2 separate regions of the Homo sapiens genome follow, and region 1 is linked to region 2. Evidence: read pairs that join two places in POLR2A ChIA-PET (ENCODE). Cell type or tissue: Panc1. All regions are shown on one strand. Each heading gives the region's core, and the rest is flanking DNA. Links, peaks and the distances in the headings are about the cores only. Region 1 overlaps PPAT (phosphoribosyl pyrophosphate amidotransferase). Region 2 overlaps AASDH (aminoadipate-semialdehyde dehydrogenase).

What was found. ChIA-PET counts read pairs that join two places held together with the same protein. Peaks named below come from ENCODE experiments on the same cell type or tissue, not always from the same donor. Only the 100,000 strongest peaks of a DNase experiment are listed, where the experiment ranks them.
Region 1: POLR2A ChIA-PET joins it to region 2 with 11 read pairs; 2 of 35 experiments call an interaction of 5 or more read pairs at or near these places.

Annotation. Positions count from the first base shown.
Region 1 is chr4:56,408,699-56,411,621 of GRCh38, reverse strand. All of the region lies in intron 1 of PPAT (phosphoribosyl pyrophosphate amidotransferase), which reads left to right. It also overlaps a transcript of PAICS not described here. Among named protein-coding and RNA genes, the nearest start is that of AASDH, 23 kb to the right of the region's middle. In Panc1, for the core only: no CTCF peak of the experiment used is centred there; a DNase peak (open chromatin) is centred at 1,167; H3K4me3 peaks cover 558 bases; H3K27ac peaks cover 356 bases.
Region 2 is chr4:56,349,857-56,352,779 of GRCh38, reverse strand. AASDH (aminoadipate-semialdehyde dehydrogenase) reads left to right here. Exons shown (of 15, transcript NM_181806.4): 10 at 1,323-1,438; 11 at 2,722-2,923. Among named protein-coding and RNA genes, the nearest start is that of AASDH, 36 kb to the left of the region's middle. In Panc1, for the core only: no CTCF peak of the experiment used is centred there; no DNase peak of the experiment used is centred there.

The DNA.
Region 1 (2,923 bases), core at 139-2,638, 59 kb before region 2:
TGGTAGACATCTCATTACTGTCATTGATTTCCCTCCCTTTGCCTACTAATGCTTCCACAGACAATGAGTAGATTCTATGTAAATAGTGTTGGGTTTAACAACACAGCACGTCAAGAAACCCCTGTAAATCACTTAGTCTCAGATCATTTCATGTACTAAATCTTCATTATACTTCATTGTTAAAATGGAGCTGTTCTTCTTCATTGTTAAAATGGAGCTGTTCTTGTAAACAAGTAATGAAATAGTGTAGAACAGTTATTTTAAATGTGCTTTTATTTATAAATTTAGGAAAACGCAAATTAAATAAAGGAGAAAGTTCTTGTTTGGAGCTGTGGAAAAACATCAGTTGAGCAATGTTTTTGATATTTTTCCCCTTATTTACCACTCTTATAAAATTAAAACTTAAACTATTTTTAGAACTCAATCCATATTTCAAAAACATATCACATGCAGTTGGCACTAGCAGTCAGTGCCATTGTAATGTGCTTTTTCTGTATTTTACAGATTTTTTTAAAGTGGTAATATTTAACCTCTTTTTAAAAAAATTCTTAACCTTGTGCAAAATAGCATAATAAATTGGTTATTTTTCCACAGTCTTGATATTTCAGTCTATATTTATCATATGGCCACAGAAGTCCTGAACTTTTACAGTTCATAAAACTGTAAAACAAAAGAAAAACAAGAGTACTTTTCTTTTTTTTTTTTTTTTTTTTTTTTTTTTTACCTTCAGTGGTCTCTGGGGCTGTACTTGGGCTGAGCGTTTCCAGGTACCTGCCATTTGCATCTTCCTCTGTAAATTGTGTGGCAGGTTCATACTGCAGGATTACATCCAAATCATGGAAGAACTTCATAGTTTTAGAGCTGTCTCCAGAGTTATGGGCATATTTAACTGTTCTATATTCATATTTGAGATTTTTGTACTTAGCCCAGCACTGTTTCCAGTCTCTGTATACTCCTAATGATTGCAGCCTTTTAGCAATGTAAATAAATATTCCTTTATTTCTTAGTGTTCCATAAAGTTGTTTTCGTATATTTTTTTCTGCCCAGACACTTAGCAAAGCTTTAACCTCCTCCTCAGTCCAGTGCTTTCCTGCTCCACTCTCCATGTTGAAAGTGACCTGGAAATGATTCACTATTTCCAGCCAAGGTTTTGTTTCCTAGGAAACCACATGGCTGGTTGTCAATAAGCTCCGAAGAGCTGAAAGGATGTAGTTTAACTGGTTCAAGCTGCCTGAGGGAGTAACTTGAGAAACTGCCAAATAAGCAGGCTTTGTGATTAAAGAAGCCTGGATCTAAATGATTCTTAACTATATCATTTCAGCCTGAAGGAAAAACTTCCCTTGAGACAAAAGGGAAAGAAAACCGTTTTTTGTGTATTTCTTTTCTTACATAATTTACTGTTTTACCAAATGATTGTTGATTTTTAAAAATTGTTTTGAAAATGGTTGGCAGAGGCTTTTTCCAAGAGGTCTATAGCCAATGTTAATAATATATTTCCTCTGACATGAATCACCTAGTCCTCTAACATTGGTTAACTTACAGACCCCACAGCATTTCACTAAATAAAAGAAATCATAAGTCAATTTATTTAGTCCCATATGGTATATAGTATTATGCATATCTATTTTCAGTATTTAATGCATTTAATAAAATCATTTCTTGAGGCTGCTGTGAGCTGTGATCATGCCAAGTTTTTTTAGAGTTTTACTTGGCAACATATTTAATGTTGTCATTTTTCTCGTTAATAAAACACTGCAACAATTGCAATATATAATTTTGAAAAAGGTTCCTTTTTACCAAATAAATCAATGTATTAACAGCTACTAAAGTCTACAGGCACATATGGAAGAGGTTTACTTTTTGTTTCTATCCTGATATATATTCTTTGGAACAAAAATTGGTCAATAAACATCTACTATTTATAGCACTTGTTCAGAACTATTAAAAATGGCAAAGCAGTTGGAACCTTTATGAGAGTTTATACTGCACAGTGGTATGGATGCTCTTAGTCTTTACTATGTCTTGCCCTACCTTCAGTCTAGATTTTGGCTTTTTTCTCTGTATCACCACTTAATCAACACTAATGCAGGAAATGAGACACAGACATGGGAAAGGGTGCCTGGTCAGCAGAGGGTTTTCAGAAACAAAATTTTTTTTTCTAATAGCAAAAGTGCTATTTATTGGAGAACATTTGGAAAATGCAGAAAGGCATAAAAAATGGTTACCAACTATGCATTTTGCCTCTATTATATTTGGAGATTTTAATTTACATCTACATACTCATCCTGTTGAAACCCTATTTAGGGGTTATAAAGAGTAGAGGTTAGAAGCATAAATTCTGCAGTTGGATTGTCTGCATTGGAATCCTGGCTACCACCTGCTGTCTGTGTGACAATGGGAAAGTAACTTCCTTTCTATTGCTTTAGTGTGTTTATCTGTAAAATGGGCATGGTAATCATAGTACCTACTTCATAGGATTGTTGTGAAAACCAAATTATATCACGCATGCTATCGACCTAAATAATTAAAAGGATCAGAATCTAATTTAGAGAGAGTTTATTCAAGCACCAAGTTTGAGGATGTCTCACCCAGAAACACCAACTCCAAGGAATGGAGTCAGCATTGCAAAGTAGGAAAGTTAAGGTTTCATTTCTATAGGCAGACAGAGGAGTTTTTAGCAGAATCACAACATTTTTTATACAAGGTTAGCGCGCCCAGTTACAGCAGTTTGATTGTTATAGGTGGTGGTTCTTCTGGGGAAGGGTACATTTAACATTTTTTTACAGAGGATGTTAATGGGTTTTCTTTCATTTGGTCTAGCAAAGCAGGACAACAAAACAAAAGCTAACTTTTTTTTTTTTTTTTTTTGAAACGGAATCTCGCTCTGTCGCCCAGGCCGGAGTGCAGTGGCGCGATCTCAGCT
Region 2 (2,923 bases), core at 258-2,757:
GGAGCTGATGATATAAATCCCTGTTTGAGGACAGGAGGAGATGAGATGTCCTAGCTTAAGCAGTGATGCAAGAAAAAGGGTGCAGGCCAGGGGCGGCAACTCGCGCCTATAATCCCAGCACTTTGGGATGCCAAGGCAGGTGGATCACTTGAGGTTGGGAGTTTGAGACTGGCCTGGCCAAAATGGTGAAACCCTGTCTTTACTAAAAATACAAAAAAATTAGCTGATTGCAGTGGTGCACGCCTGTAGTCCCAGCTACTTGGAAGGCTGAGGTGGGAGGATCGCTTGAACCCAGGAGGCAGAGGTTGCAGTAAGCCGAGGTTGCGCCACTGCACTCCAGCCTAGGCAACAGAGTGAGACTCCATCTCAAAAAAGAGAAAGAAAAAGCATGCAAATTCTTCCTTTCTCTGCCTTTTTTCTATTTTGGCCCTCAACAGTTTGGATGATGCCCAATCTACTTTACTGAGTCCTTAATTAGTTTCATCTACTAATCTCATCCAGAAGCACCCTCACAGACCCAGTCAGAAAAATGGTTAATCTGGGCACCCTGTGGCCCACCCACATTGACACATACAATTAACCTATCACAGTGATAGAATTGATATTCTGTCTAGGACTGTTTTTTATTTTAATTTTATTTTTATTATTGTTTGTTTTGTCTGTCTAGGACTGTTTGACTTCAAAATATATAATCTTAATCACCATATTATATTGCCTTCCCAATTTCATTTTTATTTAATATATACTTCAACATGCAGTAATTGCTCAGGTAATGGAACTATTTCCTTAACTCTTGAAATTGAGATAAATTGGATAAATATTAGCTCCTTTTTTCCTTTTTCTTTCTTTTTTTTTTTTTTTTGGAGATAGGGTCTCACTTCTTCACCCAAGCTGGAATGCAGTGGTGCAGTCAGGGCTCACTACTGCAGCCTCAACTTCCTGGGTTCAAGTGATCCTCCCATCTAAGCCTCCCGAGTAGCTAGAACTACAGGCCAATTTTTTAATTTTTCTGTAGAGACAGGGTCTTGCTGTGTTGCCCAGGCTGGTCTTGAACACCTAGCCTCAAGCGATCCTCCCACCTCAGCCTCCCAAAGTGTTGGGGTTACAGGACTGAGCCACTATGCCTGACCTGTTTCTCATCTATTTCTCTGTATATTCTTGGTAGTATCAGACAACTTTTTAGAATTGATTGTTGACAACAAACTCTTTATATGATTTCTGTGTTGTACAAAGAAAAATGTATATGGCTAATGAATATATAAAGGCTTTGAGTGAAATTTTAAAATGTTTTAAAACATTTGTTATTTCTCTTTTATATTAAGGCAAAATTGATGTTTCTGAGTTAAACAAGATATATTTAAACTACATAAACTTGAAGTCTGAGAATAAGCTCAGTGGGAAAGAGGACCTTTGGGAAAAATTACAGTATTTGTGGAAGGTACAATTTTTAAGTTATAAAATTATTATTATAAAGAGGTCGTTTTATATCTTTAGGGACTGCTATTATCCTAACAAGTTGGATAAAATTTTCTGAGAATGTTATTGCTACCCAGATGTTAGGTAGTATATCTTCATTTATCCAATTTGTATTAAAATGAAGGTTAGATTCTCTACTATAAGACTAGATTAAGTTTCCGACAAAGAAATTTATTGAAAGTGAAGTAGTCATAAAAGGCACAAGTAGACAAAGCCTGTTTTGACATAACTTTTCTCTAAGAGGATCGGTGGAATGTAGTAACACTCTTGTCAGAGCTGAGAAAATAGCCAAATCTTGCTATAGCACAGTGCGTTGTCTGTTATACTTAGGGCTTACATCATTATTCTAAAAGAACTTTCAGTAACAATATTTATTTCTACTTGAGAGAGTTTGTTTAAAAATATATCTCAGTAAGTTAATAATTTTTCTTAAATAAAATGTAGATTTTTCTTTTTTAAAGGGTTCTGAAAAGAGGATGTAATTGTGTAGCCTTGTCTAAAAATAGAGGGTATCTAAGATAAAAGTCTCTTCTACTTCATTTTTAGATTCTTGGAAAGTAATTTTGCTTTATATGAAGCAGCCAAAGACAAATTATTCCCATATTATAGAAATATTGGCTATTGGTATCTTGTGGGCTTTATAATTAATAAATCAGATGTTTTTGTCCCAATTTTATGGGTAAGAAAACTGCTCTAAAGGGAAGTATATTTTGTACTTTTAGAGTGAATTTGTGACAAAATTGGTAGTACAGTGATCTCCTTTAACATAAATAAAATAATTTAAAACTTTATTTTTATTATTAAAAGTATTTATTTTATATTTCTAATTGTTATTATTATTATTATTTTTGAGATGGAGATTCACTCTGTTGCCCAGGCGGGAGTGCAGTGGCGCAATCTTGGCTCACTGCAACCTCCACCCCCTGGGTTCAAGCGATTCTCTTGCCTCAGCCTCCGAGTAGCTGAGATTACAGGTGGCTACCACCGCACCCAGCTAATTTTCGTGGTTTTAGTGGAGGTGGGGTTTCACTGTGTTGGCCAGGATGGTCTCGAACTCCTGACCTCATGTGATCTGCCCGCCTTGGCCTCCCAGAGTACTGGGATTACAGGCGTGAGCCACTGTACCCGACCTATATTTCTAATTATTAATGTAGGTACTCTCATCTCTATATATTACCTGTAAATGTTGAAGTCTTTTGCTTTTAGACCTTTACGTCACATATTTCTCTATTCTCTCATCTGTAGTCTACTCTGAATCTCCCAGAAGATCTTTTGAGGGTTCCTGATGAGTCACTCTTCTTAAATAGTGGTGGAGATTCCTTAAAGTCCATCCGGCTCCTCAGTGAGATTGAAAAACTTGTTGGTACATCAGTACCTGGGCTTCTGGAAATTATTCTCAGCAGTTCCATTTTAGAGATTTATAATCACATCCTTCAAACAGTGGTTC